Regions from separate parts of the Homo sapiens genome. Here all the other regions are linked to region 3. A link is a loop called in an ENCODE intact Hi-C map of the cell type or tissue named here. Cell type or tissue: PC-3. All regions are shown on one strand. Region 1 overlaps CFAP54 (cilia and flagella associated protein 54). Region 2 overlaps CFAP54 (cilia and flagella associated protein 54). Region 3 overlaps CFAP54 (cilia and flagella associated protein 54).

Region 1 (8,000 bases), 90 kb before region 3:
CGTGTATACCTATGTAACAAATCTGCACGTTCTGTACATGTATCCCAGAACTTAAAGTAAAACTTAAAAAACAATAGGTCATCTCCAATAATGCTGGAAAAGGTGTCTGATGCATTGGAGAGAAAAGAAGATGAGGAGGTGAAAGACTTGATGAGTCATGCTTGGTTCCTTCAAACTCTAGCCATGAAACCTTAGACTACTCACTTAATCTCTCTGACCCTGAGGTTCCTTCTACTGTAAGACTGGAATAAGAAAATCTACTTCATCCAATTCATAAGGCTTTTGTAAGGATGAAATGACATAAGTATGTATGTTCTTAACCACAAGTAACCACATGAAGGAAAGATAGTATTCTAAAACGCCATTCTTTTATTCCAATACCTAGAGAAAGAAGTCTTATTTGTCTTCCACAAATAGCATAGCTTTCCTTTATAATACTTGGGATTCTAGGAAGGATAAACCGTTCTTTGACATTTGGGTTTCAGATTGTACATGAGTGTCCAGAACTTCACTGCCTGTGCTGGCAGAGTAAATGGCCCCATCTAGCTCCACAAAGAGCAGTCTGGGAACGGGCAAAGCAGGCTGAGTCCTCATGCAAAGAGCAACATCAGATGACTTGAATCTTGGTGTGAGGCCTGGACCCCATGACTGCACCTGCCTACATCTTGCTCCCTCCCTTTGTGCTCTGGCATGCATTTGCCCCTCACTTCCCTGTCCTCCCACGTACTTCTTCATTTCTGTCCTCCAGGTCAACGCCTGTTCCAGCTTTTTAAACCTTGGCACTACAAACAAGCATCTACCATCCCGTCTGGGCTCCCCACAGCCGCTGCTCTAATTTACTGACTCCTAGGCACTCTCTCCCAGGGTCTGCTGTGGCCTGGAGGGCAGGACCCAGTTGTAAGTAGAAACATGGATGACTGTAGGTTTAAAGGCAGAGACAGTAGGCAAGGAACTTGATTTTGGTCACAACAGCACAATTTAGATAGAACTACACAGAAGGTTTTATGTCTGTTCATTGAGAACACTATTGTTTCCTTTGTTGCTGTAAAAAAATGCAAAGAATTAAAATATACTTTTTCTTATGAGAACTTAACTAGGAGATGAGGAAGTGAATGATAAAAGGAGGATGTCCCAATTTGCAGGTTATCCAAGTTTCTTCTTCTCTGGCCTATTTTTTCTGACCTGTTTTACTCCTACTTTGCCTTCCAAAGGATGATCAGGACCAATTTCCCATGTACTAATCTTGAGCCTCATAAGAACACAAGGAATGCCACCCAGGATGAGAGAAATAGTTTATTTTCACAGTGCCACCAAAGGACAAGGAGATAAAAGATTGTTGGGCATGGTCCTCTGTGATGGCCTCAGTGGCTGGGGCTTGTCACTAATTTTAGTAACCCTACTATTGATCAGAAGTACACCAAAATTCAAAACTTTTTGGAATAAAAAAAAGAAGCTTATCAGTTTGATGACTTTCTACTTTATAGAAATTATAATCATTTTCATCATATGGGGCTGGAAAAATCTACATTTCTGGATTTACAAAGCAAGTGCAGAATTACCTGATTTGGTTGCTTAGCTATGCTGGTCTGTAGCCTGTACCTAAGTTTTTGACCATTTCACTTGGAAAAGAAGAAAGGAAAGGGAAAGGAAAAGAAGGAAGAAAATAAATTGACTGAATGAAAATAAAGAGGAGAGGAGTGGAGGGAAGGAAGGGAAGAACAGGAGAGAAGAGGAGAAAAGAAGAAAAGAAAGAAAAGAAGGAACAAATAAACTGACTGAACAATTGAAAATATGCCCAGCACTTGAAACAGCCTTTGTCTCTTTCATGGTGATGCCAAGAAGTCATTCAAAATGAAAATCATGGAACATAAACAAGACTCTCAAAGGAAGGACAGAGAAACACTAATTCTCTGTTTACCAAGCCATTGATGGAAAAGGCGTTAGTGATGGAACAGGCTTTAGTGATGGAACAGGCGTTAGTGGTTAAGCTTTTCAAAGCATGTTCACACACTGTCTATCTTAGTCCTGACAATAACCCTGAAAGGCAGGCAGAGCAGTTATGATCATTTCCATCCTACAATGGAGGAAATGGAGGCTAAGGTCAGAAGGGCAATGAACAATGGAGTCAAAAATAAACTAAGTAATAAATGAAAAAACAACAACAGGGAAATTGGTAAAGTGAAACAGGAAGAGAGAAACGAGGCATGAGCAAAAAGTTAAGAGAGATGACCTGTTTGATGGAGAGGGAGGAAAACAACCTAGATGAAGCAGAGACTTCTGACTGGGCACAGAGGGAAAGGTGGGCCAAGGGAGGTAGTGGAGTTTGGGCTTAATTTTGAAACTCCATACAAAGCCACATTAAATTATTTTTTAACCACGCTGAAACTACAGGCAAAATATAGTACAGACAACATCCTTGTGCTCTCTGTAATCTCTATGAAGCATGTATGAACTGTTCCTTCAGCAACCCTCAGTACTATTATTAGTATTATTCCCATTTTACTATAAGGAAACTGAAGTACAGAGGTTACATAAACTGCCCAAGGTTGTGAAGGTAATAAGGGGCACAACTGGTATTTGAATGAAGCAGGCAGGATTCAGAGTTCATGCCCTTAAGCACTGCAATATAATATTCCTCTAAACAAAAGGAAGATTCTTCGCGAAGTGCCTTTTAGCAGGTCTCCTATGCTACACCTTGCCAATTACTGAAAGAGTCTATTCTCGTGAGAGATAACAACAAAGACAATTCGAGTTGTGGAATTTTTACTTGCCTATTCAGTGGAATCCATAAAGAGCCAACACATGTACTGTTATAAGTGGAATGTCTAACATCTGAAATCTTCAGAGGCTTCAAATTATATGCATACAACAATAAAACCTATAAGAAAAATAAAAGGGGTATAAAATGTGACATCAAAATTAGAGTTTAGCTCAAAAACTACAGCATTAGTTCACAAAATAATATCACTGTACTTTGAAAAGTATTTGTTTAGAAGAGAAAAATTGGGTTTTCAATTCACCTGAAAGAGAAATGATGTGAACCAGAATTGTACAAAGGTTGTAGGATGAAAATAAATACTATTTGGTAACAATATGATATTATTTTTGAAGAGTGACATTTTGTATTGCAATTAAGTTTATATTTCAGCTTTTGAAGGCCCTCTACAGTAAGTATTAAGCATACACCTGGTAAATAGCCAACTTTGTTCCTTGTTACTTCTCAATGTGTACCGTTCCCATAAGTGGGCATAGTCATTTCTATGAGTTCACTTATGCTGTTGCCTTCCTCTTCTCTCCATTTATCCAATCCACACACAGCTTTCTAGCCACCACAGCTAAGATGAAACGTCCCTTGATGATTCATGCTCTAGTAATTTCCCTGTTGTTTGGATTCTGACAATTCTTAGAGTCAGTTGCATAAGTTATAGCACCTACTTAGTTATGGATTTGTAGCGTTTGAGAGTCACAGAAGCTTAGAGATAATCTGGTCTAATTCCTTCATTTCAGATATAAGAAAGCTATTGTCCAGAGCTGCCAATCAAAACCGAGTAATTAGGCATATTGAGGCTCAGAGAACAGAGCCCCAAAGTAACAAAGGACGTTAGAAGGCCTTAGAAACTACCTCAGAACCAAGACCTTTTAACCCAGCACAGGTAGGGGCTCTCTCAGGAGGTTCCCGTATCTGCCTGAGAAAACTTCTTCCAAAAGACGTACAATAGTCTTGAAGCTCCCTTTCTAGGAATCTCATTAAATAACCAAGAAAGATTAAGCACCAGAGAGGAGAAAAGACTAAAAGTCATCACCAGGCCCACACAGAGTTTTTGTCTATTCTTCTGAGGGCAGCTTGGAGAGATTGCCTGGGAGACTTTATCTGCATAATCGGACAACCTTTGTTTGCAGTGTTGTGCTACCGCTCTTCTTCCCATAACTTCCCACAAGCTATTGTCTGTTCTTGGTCCCATTCAAACAGATCATTCAAAAACTATGGTCTACCCTTTGGGTCCATTCAGTTCCGGTATGAGTAATTGGGTAATCATTCTCTTGTTATTTTCCTGTGCTTATACACATTACTAAATTTGTATGCTTTTTCTCCTGTTAAGCTATCTATTGTCAGTATTATTTTGGTAGACTTTATTAGACCCAAATCTTTAGAAGAGGAGGAAAAAACTCTCTTCACCCCTAAAAGCACATGCCTTTACCTCTGCTTCCTCACAAAGTAAACTAAGATAAGAGTAAAGGTATTTTTAAAAGGCGTAAGTACACAAGGACAGAAAGAACACAAGAGGAGATGAAGCAGACAAAAGATGTTAGCAACACTATGAAGGACAGAAAGCACCTGGAAGAACAAAGCTGACTCAGCAGAAAGGAAAGGCTGTGTCCTAAGTGTTTTCAGAGGGGTTGCCAACAACAAGCATGACTGAGAACACCGAGAAGCTCAGGAACTGGAGGCTCAGGTACCTTTAAAGGCAGGAGTAGGTGGCACTGCAAACAGGGAGTAACATTAGACAACCTCCCTTTCATCTGGGTGGGTACAACCTGGAGACTCCTCCTTTCCCTTGCCTCCTCTCTCCCGGCTGAACTTCTTCTATTTTGCTCTCTGCTTATGTTAAATCAGAGAGGATCTATGCTAAGGGACGTTAGGTACAACGCTCAGGTGCTTTACTAAAAACATTGGAATTAAGTGAAAGTCTGTATTCTGAATGAGAGACATCCTGCTACCCCACAACAGCCCCTTCTCAGAATGTAGTAAATTAGGCAGGAGTCTAACAGAATTGTCTTTGGGGAAACTGATATGTCAAAGAGAAAAGACCTACAGGTGCTGAAATTTCATCATCCTCCAGTGAAACTACTGCCTCCTTCTGCAGTTATCCTGTAATGAGGCCCACAAGTCAATATCTAACTAAATATGCTTTTTAGTGTTTCACTTCAAACATAAGTAGACAGTCAAGAGTCACTAGACAGGAAATGAAAGGCAAAAACTAAAACTAACAGAAGGGAAATTGCAGAATAAGATATAAGACAAAGATCAGGAGAAAACTCCAATGAAACCATAATTAATATCCTCAGATAGAAGAAAGACAACATTGTATCTGTGAAACAAGAACAGGATACTAACAAAATGGGACAATCAGAGAACAAGGAAGACTACTTAAAAATAAAAATATGATCAAAACAACTAAATAATCAAGAAAAGATTGAAAATATAAAGTTGAATCCATCTCCCCAAAAGTGAAACCTAAATTTAAAAACGTAGATAATAGGGAAAAAAATGAGAAAAGTAAACACTTAATCCAATTGGTTCAATAACTGAATAATAGAAATTCCAAAAGGTACTAAGATAATCAGAGGGAGGAAATTATTAAATAAAAAAAGGCCATGAACTGAAGAATATTACTTTCCATTTTGAAAGGGCCACCCTAAATATCCAGCACAACAGATGAAAGACTCACACCAATGCGCATCATGGAATTTCAGTACATACGGGACAGAGGGAAGACTGAGAGCTAGCAGAGTCACAAATAAAGAACTAGGAATCAGAATGGGATCAGACTTCTCAACAGCAATGCAAGATTGCAAGTGGAATAATGCCCCTCACATTTTCAGGGAAAATAACTGTCAGCCTAGAATTTTATGCCAAGAAAACAATGAATTAAGCATTAAAATAAAGATCTTTTGTTAGACATTCAAGGTCTTTTTACCTCCTGGGTAATCTCAGTTAGTTTGCTGCAACCCTGTTAGCATATAAGGGGAATGTAGTCATGGTATTGGCCCTTGGACAAACCTGAATAAAATGTGTTAACCAGTAATTGACGCAGTCCTGTTCTAGGGTCTGAAACACACCAGGGAGCAGCCTATAACATCTGGTCTGCATTTTTTATAGAAAATGTGCATACTAATGATTGGCAGCTGGATCTATTATCTTCACTTCTATTATTAAGTCTGGGCTCACACGTGTTTTTGACTACATAAACAGAGATATAAAAGGCTCCTCCTCAGATAAGAGAGCAGCTTGAGACCACGATATGCCATATTTTGGTGGTTTATAATCCATAAATGAACTGTGTCCTATGTGACTGAGACTCTGAAAGCTGCCCCTGGATATCTTGAGTGTCTCAAATGATCACCTGTGCTTTCTTTAGCCTTCCATGCCTTATCCTTTCTTTGTGAAGTCTCGTGAGTACTCTGAAAAATTAGAACCTCTAATACACCCTTTTTCAGGAAGCTGGAAGATGTGTTCATCTGACACAAGAGAGTAACTCAAGACAGAAACAGGAGACCCAGGGAACCCAACTTAGAGAGAGGGGAAGGAATTTGCAATAGAGTGACGAATGGGACTCTTAAGATGATAGTTGAGCCATAAGAGCAATCAGTGCAGAGCATGTCTCTGAAGAAGAAAAACAATGGAACTGAAAGATATGCTGATGAGTTTGACCAAATGGAGAAGACTGTATAGTTCTTTGAAAGTTTGGGAAGAATTAGAGATTATTCCCAAACTTTCAAAAAGGCAAAAGACTGACTCTAAGTTAAAGATAAGGCAACTTTTTTCTTCAGGAAAGAAGAAGGCAGAAATAAAGGAAGCAGTAACCTATTTGGCTTAGCCATGAATGATACTTACATAGTCATAATGCAAACACAGACTATGGGCAAGTCAACATTCATGCCTCTGGCTTCTTCACTTGTGAAATGGAGATGTGTAATCCCTATTCCATGAATCGGTGGTGTGAGGACTCAATGAGTCCATGTGAAGTGCTTAGAGCAATAATAATTCTCTAAGGCATTATTTTAGCTCATGATCACTCCTGGCTCCTTACCCTTCTTTGGTGCTTCATTCTTCATATTCTCTTAGACCTACTGCTAATCCCAAGATGACTTCCCATTCGATCTCCCAGCCAGTATTTGCCTAATCCACTAATACTTAGTTCTATTCCCAGCTTGTTTTCAGTCTTCAAGGGGCCAGTTTCACCCTATATCACCTTTATACTTCAGGGTGGATTCAGGAGGAGAAATACACTCATGATGGAACTTTCAATGCTCCCTTACTCACTTCTGCAAAGACTAGTTTTTCAATGGCAAAGAAGTGATATGGTTTTGAAAAACACTGAGGACTATTGAATTTAAAATGTATCTTATGTTTAGAATCCCTTATAGCCCAGGAATAAGTGAAAGACGAGCTCTCTTGTACTAGGTGGAGTTGATTGCCTGACTTCCTCATCTTTGTATCTTAATCACCTAAGAAAATACCTGGCATATGGTATGTACTCAATAAATGTTTTATTAATTAGTAAGCAGCTAAATTATATGTGTTTGTAAAGAAATCAATAGTAGGGATGAGAAAAGTTTGGTTCTCATTCCTGTTTATGTCACTAATGAGTTGCAGCATTGGTCAAGTCACTTTACCCACATGGGACCTTACTTCCTCATCTATAATATGTGAGCATTGAATAGATGTTCTCTTAGTTTCTTTTCAGTTCTGAACTTTGCCTTGGGTGGTACCAAGAGAAGTCAGAGAAGGTTTCCAATGGAACCTACTATATGATGCAGCAGTGGAGAATCATCATTAGAACTGTAAGCTGCATTAGTAGCAACGGCACAGACCAGTGCTTCACAAACTTGAATGTGCATAATACTTGGGAGTTACTATTAAAATGCATATTCTGACTCAGTGGGTCTGAATTGAGAGTCTACATTTCTAATGAACTTCCAGGGGATGCTAGTGCTGCTGGTTCTCAGCCACACTTTGAGTCGCAACAGCCATTTCAAATGTCAGTCCCTATCTCCCTTAAACAGCTTTTGCCTTCCCAAGCTCCCTGAAGCTGGATGTTATTTTGGGCCCCATCTGAAGGATCAGGCTCCAGCTAATTGCATGGTCAACCTGGCCCAAAATCCAGAGCACCTCAAAGGGAATCCCTGGGCCTCTGCATGGTCCCTGAGTTACAGCACTTCCAACATCTAAGTTGATCATTGGGCTTCTGCTTTTATTATGACTTAGTAGTTTTCCC
Region 2 (8,000 bases), 54 kb before region 3:
ATTCATATAAGATTGGCACATCCCTTTTACCCCCTGAAAATTATCACAAGACAAGAAAGAAAACAAGTAACAAAAACACAAATTCCATTTTCAGTAAATCAGAGAAGAGCTAAAAATCCTAAGCCACAAAATGTGTGGAATAATGCCCAAAGCAATTGTCATCAAGTAGAATGTATAGAGAAGGAGACAGGTGATGCTACTAAGATGTAAATCTCAGGAAGAAATTGCAAAGCATACTTCTTGATGGTGAGCTGTGCACTTTTGAATAGTATTATAGTGCCAGTCAAGTTGAAGAATTATTTTGAGACCAATTGTTCATAGTTTAAAGAAAAAAGATTTTAAAATTATAAACCTATATGTGATGAGCCAAAAAAATTATTTGTTGCAGCCTTTCAAACTCAAAGCTAGATAAATGCATTAGTTAGAGAAATGTACACAAAAACCTAGAGACTAATAAAATTTTATACAGTTGACACTGATGAATGCACATCCTGAGGTCTAAGACCTAAATATTCCATTTGCAGTAATCACCCATGGAAAAAAATTTAGCCAATGAAATCATGGCACTTTCCAATAATAAAATAACTTGTTAGATTTTAAATGTAGCTGCAAACATAAAGACTCAGTTCATAACTCATCTGCAGAATTATACTTTTGCCTTGTAAATGGCTCAAAACTTTTCAAAGAAGCATGCCTAGATTACCTTTTGTTTTTATTTTTAAAATTTGTACGGGTACATAACAGTTGTACTACAAATGGCTCAAATTTACAGATGTGGCTAGACTTGCAGTTTTGCTTATATTTGTCTAACAGTATCAGCACCAACTATTCAAAGATCTCTTCCTATGTCAATGATTGGCAACTTTTTCTGAATCTAATGGTTTATCCTGGAACAAATGTGTTAGCATTTGGCATTGATGGCACAAAAGCAATGGTAAGTTTAATGGCCAGTGCCTTAGCAGAAATGTAGGAAGGTAGTGGCACCAAACCATCCTAGCAGTGCTTGCATTCTTCATTGCCATGCCCTCATAGTAGAATGAACACATTGATTCAAATGTCAGTTTCACTTAAGAATATCCTTGATGGGCCAGGCGCAGTGGCTCACACCTGTAATCCCAGCACTTTGGGAGGCCGAGGTGGGTGGATCTCCTGAGATCAGGAGTTTGAGACCAGCCTGACCAACATGGAGAAACCCCGTCTCTACTAAAAATACAAAATTAGCCGGGCATGGTGGTGCATGCCTGTAATCCCAGCTACTCAGGAGGCTGAGGCAGGAGAATCACTTGAACCCGGGAGGCGGAGGTTGCAGGGAGGCGAGATTGCGCCATTGCACTCCAGCAGCCTGGGCAACAAGAGCAAAACTCCATCTCAAAAAAAAAAAAAAGAATATCCTTGATGAAGCAGTAAAAGTTGTTAATGTTATTAACTACTGACCCTTGAGCACACACTTTTTTCATCTTTTCTGTGATAAAATGGGAAGCACACAAAAAACACTCCTGCTGCATACTGAAGTGCAATGGCTGTCTCCAGGAAAAGCACTTCAGGGATTCTTTGAGTTGCAAGCTGAATGAGCACTTTTACTTTTTTTTTCATGGACTGCCATTTTTACTGAAAGAACAGCTGACAAGACAAAATGTTTTCAGACTTAGGTAGGAGGCAAACATTTGTTCAAAAATGAAAGAAGTATACCTGACTTCCAGGGAAACAACTGACGGGTGTGCTGCCAAAGATAAAATTCAAGTTTTGAAGTAACGATTTAGAATTTTGGAAAACTTATATCTACCACTATGAACTTTTCAATACTTAGAATTTTCTGATAGGAATTGTGGTGATATTTTAACATTTTTTATATTGTCCAATAAAATGTATACATGTTTAGAAGACCTGCATATTTGAAGTCCATATTTTCCAAATGCCTAATATACAATGTTACAAAATCATGCATGGGTAAAAGATGTCATTCAACAGCAAGACAGACTAATGTATTTTGATATAACAGAGTTCAAAAAGTTTAATGATATAATTTCAGATTCTACTTTGGAATGAACTTTTAAGAAACTACCACTTACGCAGTTCTGGTTTAGTTTCAAAGAAGACTATCCACAATTATCTGAAAAGGCTGTTGAAATACTCCTCCATTTTCTAACTACATATCTGTGTGAGGCTGGATTTTTAAAAAAATTATTTCAACCAAAACATTATATTGCAGCAGATTGTCTGCAGAAGTAGGTGTGAGAATTCAACTATCTTTTATTGGGTCAGACATTAATGAGATCTGTAATATGCTATTTATGTTAACTTGTAATGAGTTTATTACTATTCTTTTTAAATTAATTAATAAACTTTAATTTTTCAGCTTTAATTTCTAATAGAACTGTATTGTTTTCTATACTAATAGATTTGTCTAATTTTTTTTTTACCTAAAGTAAATCTGGATAAATTATATTTTCCCAGGAAATTACAAGTTATATAGAAGTTTTCAAATTTGCTTAAAGTTGAACCAAAAAAATCTTTAAAAATTTAATTTCTTAACATCATTGATTACTTTCTTCTTATCATTTGTGAGAAGTTTTCTTTTTGCTATAACTAATTTTCCTGAAAAAGTTGGCTAATAGTTTTTCCCCTAAAATTACAACTTTCTAATTTTATTGGTTTTGTTTCCTAATTTATTGTATACATATTGTAAAGTGATCTGAAATAATAACATCAAACATACCCCACATATCAATACATTTACATTTAAATCACCTATTACAAGAAAAATACTATCAGGTCTTATAACAAAGAAAACCCAACTCTATGCCCTATGTAAAAGCATATTTAAAATAAAATTATTTCAAAAGTTTGAAAATAAAAACATGCAAAAATGTGTAGCAGGAAAATGTAAACCAAAAGAAAGCAATATTTGTGATCTCAGTATTAGACAAGGTAGAATTCTGGCCAAAAAGTGAAACAAAAGCGGGACCTTTATAATGTTAAAGGGTGTCATTCACAATAAAGATATAATACTTAAGAATATTCATAGTCCAAGTAACATCTTGTCAACAAAAACAAAAACTACAGATATAAGAGGAGGAACAATTATGTGAGCAGCAGAGGACCTCTGTTCGCCTTGTCCAGGTGTTGTCAAACTCTAGCCCATGGGCAAAATCTGGCCACACGTGTTTATGTGGGACTCATGAGCTAAAAATGGTTTTTACATTTTTAATGGTTGGAAAAAAATTAAAAGAATAATATTTTGTGTTACATGAAAATCATATGAAACTTAAATGTCAATGTCCACAGTAAAGTTTTTTTTTGGGTCGGGGATGGAATCTCACTCTGTTGCTTGGGCTGGAGTGCAGTAGCGCCATCTCAGCTCACTGCAACCTCTGCCTCCTAGGTTCAAGTGATTCTCCTGCCTCAGCCTCCCGAGTAGCTGGGATTACAGGTGCCCACCACTATGCCCAGCTAATTTTTTGTATTTTTAGTAGAAACGGGGTTTCGCCATGTTGGCCAGGCTGATCTCGAACTCCTGACCTCATGATTTGCCCACCTCGGCTTCCCAAAGCGTCAGGATTACAGGCGTGAGTCACCGCGCCCGGCCCACAGTAAAGTTTTAATGGAACACAGCCATGCTCATTCATTTACACTGTGACTATGGTTCCTTTTATGCTACAATAGCAAGTTGAGTAGGTTCAGCAGAGACCATAAAGACTTAAATAAGTAGACTTAAATATTTACTATCTGACTATTTACAGAAAATATTTGGTGACTTCAACCTTGTTCATGGATGACCAAGTGGAGAAAATATCTAAGGATAATAAAGTAAATATAGTGGCATCAGTAGCCTCTGTACATAAAAACAACTAATAGAAATAATTTTTTTAAATTATAATACAATAAGAAGATAACATCTCTAAAAATAAACCTAACCAGAAAAGTACAAGACTTATTTGAAGAAAATGTTAAAACACCCTAAGGGATGTGAACTAGAAAATATAAAGGGCATATAATATTCTTGGTTAAGATGATTCAGTAGAATAAAAATGTAAGTTATTTCTAAGTTAATGTCTAAATATAACGTAATCCCAATAAAAATACAGCAGGACTTTTTGGAACTAGACAAGCTGCTTCCAGACTTAACACATAAAAAAGCCACAAGAGAGAGTAATTAATGGGGACTTATCTTTATATTAAGTATATTTTTATAAGGTTACAAAAATTTAAAAAATGTATTGAAACCAGAATGGACAGATCAATTAGAACGGAAAGAAAAGTACAGAAATGGGGTAGCCATCTGGAAAAATTAAATTTATATCCGCTTGTCACACTTTACATATTCCGAATAGATTTCTATAAGTTATTTAAAGAATCTGAGTAGGGAGGACTTTTCTAACTATGACAGAAATCCAAAATCTATCAAAAAGATTAATAATTTCTACTATATAGAAATAAATAACTTCTTCATGGAACAGAACTATCATGTAAAATGTTAAGCAACAACTGAAAAATTAGAAAGCTATATTTACAAATATCACAACTAAAATGTTGATTTTCATAATAAAGGACTTCTACAAATACTTAAAGGCCAAATTTTTTTTTAATCGGGAAAGATTATGAGCAGAGAGTTCACAAAAAGATGTTCAAGCTTAGTCCTCACAAGATATGTGCAAATTAAATTTGAACCTTTTTTTCTCCCACCATGTCAACAAAAGTTTAAAAGATGTTTATAATGTACCTTTGTCAGCAAGGGTGTTGAAAAAAGACCATTTATTAACTGCTGACAGGAGTACAAAGTGGCATAACCTTTTTAGAATGATCTTGGCAAAAAATATCAAATTTTCAAATGAAATCACCCTTTGATCTAGACATTTGCTTTATGGGAATTGACCCAATAGATATACTAGCCTATGTACAAAATGATACAAATGTATAAGATGTACAGATGAATGTAATAGCAAAAGAGTAGAAACAACATAAATAGCTATCAAAGAGACTAATGAATTTAATTATGCTGGACCTATATAAAGGAATATTATACAGCCATAAAAAAGCTGCTTATGTGATGATTTGGAAAAATTGTCAAGATACATTTATATTAATTTAAAGAAAAAAGAGCAAGGAGCATTATTATGTGTACAGTTATACCACTATTTGTATTTTTAAGGGAAAAATATGTCAATGTATCAGTGCATATACCAGGTTGGTTCACTCAACATCCATCTTAAACTCCAAATATGCTTTTCTATATTGAAGAAATTATGAAGATAAAAATGACACTTCCCAAATGTCCTTGCAACTATTGTCCTGGATGGGATTTTAGGTATTATAAATTCAGTGCATTCATGCAAGACTTGGAGGTGGAACTGGGTTAAGCGGTGAGGGAGACAGGTGATTCAAGGCATCTCTTCGGCTGGTGTGATTCTGGCAGAAGAAGTGTGGTTTTTAAGCCTACAGCTGAGCAGAAGCTCTCTATTCTTCAGACAAATTCCTGATCTACAAGTTTCCTTTATAGGAAACAAACAAAAGCTGTGCCTTGGTGGTCCAGTTACATGTGGCTTAGTCATTTCTGGACACAGCCTAGAATTGGTTTCTTTAGCTCTCCCATTGAATTTGAAAGTCCTTTGATAAATCTCATTCTATTTGAATGAACTGGAGTGGATTCTGACCTCTACAATGGAACTCTGACAGTTGATATAAGCATGTAACATCTCTGGTGGGGAACACAAGAAAATGACTCTGGGAGGCAGAATGATGGTCCCCTAAAGATGTTCATGTCTAATCCCCAGAATCTGTGAATATGTTAGATTACAGGGCAAAGGAGAATTAAGATTGCAGACCAGTCCAGGCATGGTGGCTCACGCCTGTAATCCCAGCACTTTGGGAAGCTGAGGCATGTGGGTCAGGAGTTCAAGACCAGCCTGGCCAACATGGTGAAACCCTGTCTCTACTAAAAATACAAAAATTAGCCGGGCATGGTTGTGGGTGCCTGTAATCCCAGCTACTCAGAAGGCTGAGGCAGGAGAATCGCTTGAACTCAGGAAGCAGAGATTGCAGTGAGCCGAGATTATTCCATTGCACTCCAGCCTGGGCAGTATGCCATTGCACTCCAGCCTGGGCAACAAGAGCAAAACTCCATCTCAAAAAAAAAAAAAAAAAATTGCCCACCAATCACCTATCAACTGACTTTGAGATAAGGAGATTATCCTGGGTTATCCAGGTGGGCCTAATGTAATCACAGGGTCTGTATATGCAGAAACGAAGTCAGAGGAGTATGTTTCGGGTCAGAGAGATTTGGAGATGCTACGCTGCTGGCTTGGAAGATAAAGGGAGGGGCCATGAGCCAAGGAATTCAGGTGGCCTCTAGAAGCTGGGAAATGCAAGGAAACAGATTCTCCCTCAGAACTTTTAGAATAATGTATCCCTGGTGACACCTGAATTAGCCCAATAAGACCTATTTTGGACTTCTGACCTCCAGAACCAAAAGACAATAAATGTGTGGTAATTTGTTACAGCAGGAATAGGACACTAATAGACTGGTAATAATTGATTGTTTCTGGGGGGAACTGAGAACTGGACACTTGCAGAGAAGATGGAAAGATACCCTTTCGTATCTTTTGAGTTTTGATTCTTGAGAATAAATTACCTATTCAAAAAAATGAATTAAACTAAAAGAAAAAAACACTCCATACATATTAGACCAATGTAATCTGATCTTTAATGCTGCAGAGAAAAACTAAGAACAGTTCAGTGTTTGTTCCTTTTTAGAAAACTTTCTTTTTCTGACTGAATACTTACAATTATTTTCTCTTCCTAACCCAAAGATGTTACCAGAATTTGTCCAGATACAATTTGTACTATAACCATCTTCAGAAGAATTGGGGAAGATTGAGGAAGAGTCCCTTCTGTCCTGCATGGAGAAGGATCCCTTTGCAATCGCTTCCCATCAGCCCAGGCCAGAGCTCCCTGGGTTTCACTGGTTCTGGGCCAGTATTTAAAATGCCAATTTCCATGTATCATTCAGGTGGTGTGAATTACAACCTTACAACCTAAAGTGGGGTTTTTTTTTGTTGTTTTTTGTTTGTTTGTTTTTTGTTTTTGAGGCGGAGTCTCGCTCTTTTGCCCAGGCCGGAGTGCAGTGGCGCTATCTCGGCTCACTGCAAGCTCCGCCTCCCGGGTTCACGCCATTCTCCTGCCTCAGCCTCCCGAGTAGCTGGGACTACAGGGGCCCACCACCGCGCCTGGCTAATTTTTTGTATTTTTAGTAGAGACGGGGTTTCACCGTGTTAGCCAGGATGGTCTCCATCTCCTGACCTCGTGAACCGCCCGCCTTGGCCTCCCAAAGTGCTGGGATTACAGGCGTGAGCCACTGCTTCCGGGACTAAAGTGGGTTTTAATGTGGGCATTTGTGCTGTTTCCCTGAATCTACTCAAACCAGTGGACAGTGTATTTCTAGTCCCCAGTTTGTGGACAAGCCCACTCTGAATCCCCATTTATATAGTTAGCTGGTTTCTGACTTTCCCTACCTGCAGGGCCCTCTTTCCAGACTGTTCCTTGAGTCTGGTACTGAAGTCCCAGTTCCATCTGTTAAGGCCTAATTTGAATTCCTCTCCAGTGAAGTCCTCAGGTTCAGGCCCTGCTACAAATCTCCAATTTGCTTTGGCAATTTGGAATTTTCCTTTCCTGGTTTCAAGCTCAGCTACAAATTAAAACAATTTTTGTACTATTTACCCACCACTGTTAATGTGTTTGGATTGCGAAGGGCAGAGGCATCACTCATGTCAACTCCATCCAAGCAGTCCAGCAGGCTGACTAGAAGCATCAATTCTGCATTTTAAGTTCCTGGCAATACTTTCTTATCACACCCAACATAAAGCTTAACAGCAGAGCCTTTAGAATTGGATAGATCAGGATTTGAATTAGTAGTGGAATAGTACACAAGTTACATAACCTCTCTGAATGAGCACCTTGCCTCATTTATAAATGTGCATAATGACACTCCCACAGGATTTTCCTGA
Region 3 (8,000 bases):
AATCAAAACCACAATGAGATACCATCTCACACCAGTTAGAATGGCAATCATTAAAAAGTCAGGAAACAACAGGTGCTGGAGAGGATGTGGAGAAATAGGAACACTTTTACACTGTTGGTGGGACTGTAAACTAGTTCAACCATTGTGGAAGTCAGTGTGGCGATTCCTCAGGGATCTAGAACTAGAAATACCATTTGACCCAGCCATCCCATTACTGGGTATATACCCAAAGGACTATAAATCATGCTGCTATAAAGACACATGCACATGTATGTTTATTGCGGCACTATTCACAATAGCAAAGACTTGGAACCAACCCAAATGTCCATCAATGATAGACTGGATTAAGAAACTGGCACATATACACCATGGAATACTATGCAGCCATAAACATGATGAGATCATGTCCTTTGTAGGGACATGGATGAAATTGGAAGTCATCATTCTCAGTAAACTATTGCAAGGACAAAAAACCAAACACCGCATGTTCTCACTCATAGATGGGAACTGAACACTGAGAACACATGGACACAGGAAGGGGAACATCACACTCTGGGGACTGTTGTGGGGTGGGGGGAGGGGGGAGGGATAGCATTAGGAGATATACCTAATGCTAAATGACAAGTTAATGGGTGCAGCACACCAGCATGGCACATGTATACATATGTAACTAACCTGCACACTGTGCACATGTACCCTAAAACTTAAAGTATAATAATAATAATTTAAAAAAAGAAAAAAAAAAGAATCATCTTTATTTGTGGGCTCCAGTTTCTCTCTTCCCATTCTCTCATAAACAACTCTAAACATAATCTTTCCCAAGCATCTTCTAAAGTTACTCCTGTGAAGGTCACCATTGGCCTCCATGCTAAATCCAGGGGTCAACTCTCTATCCTTACCTTACTCAATCTATCAGAAGCTTGTGGCACAGTTGGTCACTCCATTCTCCTCAACCACTTTCTTCACTTGGCTTTCAGGGTTCCATAATCTCTTGGTTTTCTTCTATCTTACTGGTCACTTCTTCTCAGTCCCCTTTCTGGTTCCTCATTTTCTCCCCAGTCTCGTAAAGTTGGAGTACAAAACTCAGGGCTTGATCCTTGGTCCTTTTCTCTCTTCCATCTATTTATACCCCCTAACGGAGCTCATCCAGTATTAAAATTCTGTCTTTACTTTTTTTAGTTGTTATACTGTACTTTTAAATTTGTATTATTCTTATCATTGTATTTTTATTGATGCTTAATAGACATATATACTTCCAGGGTACATAAAATATTTTGATACATTACATAATGTGTAATAATTAAATAGCAGTGATTGGTATATCCATCACCTTACACATTTATCTTTTCTTTATGCTGGGAAGATTTGAATAACACTGTCTATATTCTAAAGACTCTCAGAATACTTGACATCTTCAATTGTACATCTAAGGGCATCTCAAACTACATACATCCAAATTTTAATTCCTGGTGTTTCCCCTAAATAAGCTGCACCCCTACAACCTCCCCATTTCAGTTAATGACCACTTCTTTTTTGACTCCTCTCTTTTTCTCACAACTTACATCCAATATCTGTAAAACAGAATGGCTCTACCTTCAAAATTTACTCAGAATCCAAATACTTCTCATTACCTCCAGTGCTATCACACTGGTAAGAAACACCACCATATTTCTGTTATTATAATAGCCTCCTTAATTCATCTCCTTGCTTTCACACCCTTTTCCTCTTATAATCAATTCTCACACTAGCAGCAAGAGCCAACCCTTTACAATGAAAATCAGATCATGTCACTCCTCTGCTCAAAACTCCACAATGACTCCCCACTTCACTCAAAGTCAGTCTTTACCCTGGCCAAAAGGTCTTATGTAATCTCCTTGTCCACCAGTTACCTCTTTGCCGATCTCCCTTGCAACTCTGCCCCTCACTCACTCCACCCCAGCCACAAGAGGCCTGGAGGTGTCCCTCAAACATGTATCAGGCATGTCTCCATGGCCTGTAACACTTTGTCTATAGATATTTGCATGGATAATTCTCTCATTTAAGTACTTTGTTCAGATGTCACCTCATCAATGAAGCCTGCCCTGACCACCCAAAATGTGGTTCAGATGTCACGACTGATCCCAGATACACACACGTCAAGAGGGTATGAAATGGGGTACTGCTCACATAAAGAGACCTTGCAAGAAGATCAGAGCAGGTTCCCAAACAGGTGGGAAAATGTATGGAGAAAGTAAGGAAAAGAGACTGGCTTGGAGTTTTATGGTGGTTGGTGGGTGGCACTGAGGTAAGAGTTCCTGCACATGGGCCAGGACTTACATGGTTTGAACTTTCCACTAACACCAAAGGAGGGAACAGATGGGCTTTCTTATCTGCTTGCTCAGGTCAGGGGCAGAAAGAGAAGGACAGTGGTCGGGCTTGAAAGCTGTCAGCCATTGAACATCAAAATGGAGTCACACTTATTACAACCACACGATTTTAAAATGGTAACTCGTCCCCCTCCAACCTCTACTCCTTATATTCTCCATAGCACTTATCATTTTTGCCCACACTCTGTAATTTACTTGTGTTTATAGTTTATTGCCAGCATGTTTATTATCTATTAGAATATAGGGCAAGATTTTGCACAATATTGTTATATATTTTGTTTAGACTGTATATATGAGTATTGGGCCACTGATACTTGCCAGGAGCTTAGAACAGTGCCTAGCATATTGAAAGTGCACAAACTTATTTTTTAAACGAATTAATGAATGATAAGAAATGTATGCATTATTAGATGAATCACTATTGAATGTGTCAGAGGACCTCATGATAGAAGTGTTTATCACAAATGGCATGGAGAAACTCTTGAATGTGGATGTCCATATTATTAAATATGAAAAAAGCGCTGTAATATTATTTTTACTACTCTACCTGACTGCTTATATATCTGTGAGCATATGGATACAGAAATTGTATTCTATGCATCTTTATATCTTCACTGCCTAGATCAGAGCCTGGCAGTGAGAGAGTTAACAGATACTGGTTGACTAAATAAATAAATCGATGAACAAACTAAATGAAAGAGCTGACACTAACAATTGCAGCACATTTAAATAATTAGCTACCTACAACAGTTTATTAAACAGTTCAGTGCAATATGATGCAGAAACTTACTTTTTCAAAATAGGTTTGTTTTTAATATTTTAAGTCAATGTTTTAGAAAAAAAGAAAACACTCCATAGCTTTTATTCGTAAAAAGGTTTAGTCTTTTTAAAAAGTAAATTAAATGTATAAAAAAATCAAAGCATTGTTAATTTGTTCATTCTATATATGAAATTAAACAACCCAGCTGTGTGCCTTCATAAAATAATTGCTTTATTGAGAACTGTAATTTTTTTTTTTTTTGAGACAGAGTCTTGCTCTGTCATCCAGGCTGGAGTACAGAGGGGCAATCTCAGCTCACTGCAACCTCTGCCTCCCGGGCTCAAGTGATTCTCCTGCCTTAGCCTCCCGAGTAGCTGGGATTACATGTGCCGCCACAAAGCCTGGTTAATTTTCATATTTTAGTAGAGACAGGGTTTCTTCGTGTTGGCCAGCCTGGTCTCCAACTCCTGGCCTCAAGTGATCTGCCCACCTCAGCCTCCCAAAGTGCTGGGATTACAGGCATGAGCCACCACACCCAGCCAGAGCTATAATTTTAAGTGAAATCATGTATGAAAACTTCCCTGAATAATAAAAAGCAAGCATACTATGGATATAGGAATTTCTAAAACTTACATAAAATTTAAGTCTATTTAATAAACTAGGGTGAAGGAACTCTCTTCAAAGGTATCCCTCCCCTGTGCATGGAGAGACGCACCTGTATGCCGCCCGGTGCCTCTGCAGAGCAACTGCAGCCAGCTGAAGCCGGGCCTCCACCACAATCTCCAGCTCGCCAGCGGAGCACTGAGACAGGGTCTTCTGTTCCACCTCGGACAGAAGGAAGTTTAGCCTGTCCTCAGCTTCCATCAGTAACATCGACTAAGGAAAGGATACCATACATCACGTGAGTTCAGAAATAATACAAATACTGTCTCTTTCTTCTTTAGCAAATATTTTTCATGTACTGAAAAGTAACAATGAATGGAAGACCAAAAAGGAACTTGGTATCTAATTACCAGAGAAGAGAGTTCAGCAAAAAGGAAAAAGGCAACAGAAAACGAAAAGGAAAGTGAAAGCAAGCGTCAGCATGCATGACAGTGACCTTTTCTTGTGTGCACAGCTGGTGCTTACTATTCACAGTAGTTATGTTCTATAAAGTTCTTGCAAACACTGATTACTGGATACTGAGCCATTGCTCCTAGGGGAGACATGGAGAAAAGTACCCGAGAGCCTCTGGTCACAACATTTTCATTAACTGCTCAATACACAGCCTCCTTGTTTAATGTGTGTTTATGGCTAAGGATATATAACAGTATATTTAATATATACTGTTAATTTGCTAACCTTGAACTCACAGCCAATAGCACTCACTTCTGAAGGAAGCTTATCTAACACACATAGCTTCTCCATAAGGGACACCACAGCCCTCTTAACTTAGAAATGCTCCACAGCACTTCAGCACTATGCTGGAGGGTCATTGTAAATATTGACAAAAATTCAAAAAGCATGGTACTAAATAGACCGTGAAAAGGACACTTGTTTACAGTATGAGAGTGGCAACAAAAAGTCAGAGCATCTCCTTGTTCAACTCAGCTGGGAATACGTGCATTGAGCAGCTCAAATTTTTCTGTGCTCTGCGTGTGTTCACGAATAGCCAACAGAGTGCCAAGAGTGTTGATTTTCAGGCTACAAATAAATTTCAGTAGATCTGCAAATTAGCAAACACAGAATCTGTGAATAATGTGGATCAACTGTATTTCAAGTTAAAGTATGGTCACCTAGTTGGTAATGTGAAGATAATGAGATTTTTACAGTAGACAATCAATAGTAAATAGCAGCCTAACATGGCAGAAGATAAAGGGACCAACCAATCTTTCAAGTGACAGGCCACTAAAAATGTATTTGTGCAGAGCAGTGAATATTATATAAATATTAGGGCAATTCAGTATAATGTTTAAGAACATGGATTTTGAATCAAAAAGATGTAGTCCTTCTCCTGGATCTATATTTTATTAGTTGTATGATATTAGTCAAATTCTTAGATGTCTAAGCCTCAGTTTTCTCATGGTTCAGCACAGCACAGTTCAAAATGATTACTACCTACATCATAAAGTTATAAAAATTAAATAATCATGCAAAAGCTGTTGATGCCATTGTCATCACTATTATTGGGAAATGATAAACGGGATGGAATACTCATATCCCACCAAATAATGAATCATGTTTCTTTGTTGTTTTTTTTTTTGAAATGGAGTTTCGCTCTTTTTGCCCAGAATAGAATGCAGTGGCGTGATATTGACTCACTGCAACCTCTGCCTCCTGGGTTCAAGCGATTCTCCTGCCTCAGCCTCCTGAGTAGCTAGAATTACAGGCATGCGCCATCACACCCAGCTAATTTTGTATTTTTAGTAGAGACAGGATTTCTCCATGTTGGTCAGGCTGGTCTTGAACTCCCGACCTCAGGTGATCCGCCCACCTCGGCCTCCCAAAGTGCTGGGATTACAGGTGTGAGCCACCGCGCCCAGCCGAATCATATTTTCTGAAGCACCTTAATCAGGTTGTGAAGTCAAAGCTGGACACCACTGGACATCTACTTTTCTCATGAGGAGTAAACTCCACCTCTGGCTCCAACCCATTCTTACACAAGAAAAGGTAACTGCTCTCACAAGAGCAAGCATAACTCTGAAAGCAGGCCCATCCAGGGCCTAATAGTGGATTTTTGGTAACTAACTTAATGGTTTGAAAACAGTTTCAAACTTACCTTTAGCATGCTAAGAGTGATCTCATCTTTAAGTTTTGTAAGATTATAAAATGAACTTCCATCATCCTTTGAATATATCTCTATAAAGACACAAAATTTTGGAAGGACCAAGGATATCTATGGTTAGTTTAAATATTAATTCTAGGTTTATTTTATTTTATTTTGAGACAGGGTCTGGCTCTGTCACCCAGGCTGGAGCACAGTGGCACAATCTCAGCTCACTGCAACCTTCACCTCCTGGGCTCAAGCCATCTTCTCACCTCAGCCTCCCGAGTAGCTGGGACTACGGGCGCACACCACCATGCCCGGCTAATTTTTGTATTTTCTGTAGAGATGGGGTTTCACTATGTTGCCCAGGCTAGTCTTGAACTCCTGAGCTCAAGTGATCTGCCCACCTCGGCCTCCCAAAGTGCTGGGATTATAGGCATGAGCCACTGCACCCACCCTAATTCTATTAATAGTTTTTAAAACTCATCATTCACAGGAAAACTATCCATAAGTTTAATAATTTTTTAAAAAACACAATGATAATATAGAAACACGGGAATATAGAAACATATTCCTGTATCAAATAGTCCCTAATGTCATATATTAGAAGGCTGAAGCTGATTCTTACAACAAATCAGACAATTCTGAAAGAATTTTTTAGGTATTTAGTGATGTTATTCAAGTTATTGGCTACTGATATAGTTTTTCCTCTTCTGGGATCCCAGGACTCCTGAAAGCCCTCTTCCAGATATTTCTAACATTTCAATAAGATCTCCATGGAAGCATCAGTTCTGCTGATGTGAACAAGCCCCTCAGTCTAAGAGCTGAGCGTGAGACCAGCTGGAAGAGCATAATCCACAATACTCAAATATCTCTTTCAAAATCTCCATCCACGATCCAAAGCCTGCTCTTATTCTGAACAGGGGAGAAGTGAGAGAATTCAGATCACAGTCTTTGCCTGCTTCATTCAACTGGGCTTCTAGACTGTGGGAGAGAAAGATAAACCACAAATCATTTGACTACAAATGACAGAAAAATATATCCACCTGAAGAAATTAAGTTTGTTAAGTACAAAGAAAAATTCTGAAATAACATGGAACTTAATACACCGAACTTCCTCTCCTCTTTCAACAGCAACACTTCCCTACCTGGCTAGTCTCCTAAATTATGAGGGTCTGAATCTAGGGGTCAGCTGAGGATGAGGGAGGGCTAGGGCTCTTGGAAGGCCCAGCAGGAGGATCTGGGACTGGGCTTTTTCACCTAAGGGAGAAAGTAAGAATGACAGAGACAATGATGGAGACAAACCAAATGCCTGAACGTGGTACAAAAGAAGCCTGGAATGCATGTTACCATACAAAAGACCCTAGGAAGAGTTTAACCTAGACATTTTCATGAACCCATGTGTGATAAAATTAACATGGGTCCCACATGAGTGTTCTCCTCTAGAATAAAAAGAAGAGCTAGACAGATAGGCCATCCATAGGCGAAGAGATATAGGAGTCCTGATGCCTTAGGAAGGCTAGTTACCTGCCTGCCACTCTACATCTCACTGACTTCACCTTCTCCATTGCATAGCTGATACCAACAAAACAGGAACCCCAATGGGATGACCAGCAAAAATAACACCATATCTAGGATCTGTGTTTCAGACTAATCATGTTCACTTATATGCATACTCCTCTCCTTTCTGAGCACCTGGCAAGCTATACTTCCTGGCCTCTTTGCAGTTAAATTCGGTCTTATCCAATTACATAAGAATTCCAGACTAAATTCCAGAGTTCCATTTAAGGGCTCATGTGCCACCCTATGGCTTTCTAGGCAAGGTCAGAGCAGAGTGTTTCAGATGGTGTGCCTCCAGGATAGCAGCACTTGGGTACCTGAGTGGCTCTGCAAAACACAGCCCCTTGTCAATCTGAGCAAGAACTAAACCCTTGCTGTGTTAAGCCATGATATTTAAAGACTGATTTGCTATGACAGACCAGCTTAGCCTGACTTCTACAGGGGCTCAGTAGGCAAGAAGAGGAAACTCAAATGGGAAACAGAACTGCTAGGAGCAAGCATGACAATTTGAACCCAAAATAATAAGAACACTTATGGAAGTGCAAGCAGAGTACCAAAAAATGCTTTC

What was found. A loop is a pair of places that touch in the nucleus more often than their neighbours do. Peaks named below come from ENCODE experiments on the same cell type or tissue, not always from the same donor. Only the 100,000 strongest peaks of a DNase experiment are listed, where the experiment ranks them.
Region 1: it touches region 3 in a loop (5-fold over the local background); 1 of 110 quality-filtered maps calls a loop at or near these places.
Region 2: it touches region 3 in a loop (4-fold over the local background); 1 of 110 quality-filtered maps calls a loop at or near these places.

What each region holds. Positions count from the first base shown.
Region 1 is chr12:96,806,614-96,814,613 of GRCh38, reverse strand. CFAP54 (cilia and flagella associated protein 54) reads right to left here. Exons shown (of 68, transcript NM_001306084.2): 64 at 2,772-2,878. Among named protein-coding and RNA genes, the nearest start is that of NEDD1, 97 kb to the left of the region's middle. In PC-3, CTCF peaks have their summits at 2,967 and 3,168; DNase peaks (open chromatin) are centred at 3,313, 3,963, 4,353 and 6,673; H3K4me3 peaks cover 1,516 bases; H3K27ac peaks cover 4,909 bases.
Region 2 is chr12:96,770,734-96,778,733 of GRCh38, reverse strand. All of the region lies in intron 60 of CFAP54 (cilia and flagella associated protein 54), which reads right to left. Among named protein-coding and RNA genes, the nearest start is that of NEDD1, 130 kb to the left of the region's middle. In PC-3, no CTCF peak of the experiment used is centred here; DNase peaks (open chromatin) are centred at 3,663 and 4,053; H3K27ac peaks cover 3,705 bases.
Region 3 is chr12:96,716,407-96,724,406 of GRCh38, reverse strand. It overlaps CFAP54 (cilia and flagella associated protein 54), which reads right to left. Exons shown (of 68, transcript NM_001306084.2): 49 at 5,885-5,964; 50 at 3,842-4,002. Among named protein-coding and RNA genes, the nearest start is that of NEDD1, 190 kb to the left of the region's middle. RefSeq lists enhancers at 3,962-4,071, 4,092-4,271. In PC-3, a CTCF peak has its summit at 3,875; a DNase peak (open chromatin) is centred at 3,886; H3K4me3 peaks cover 1,577 bases; H3K27ac peaks cover 552 bases.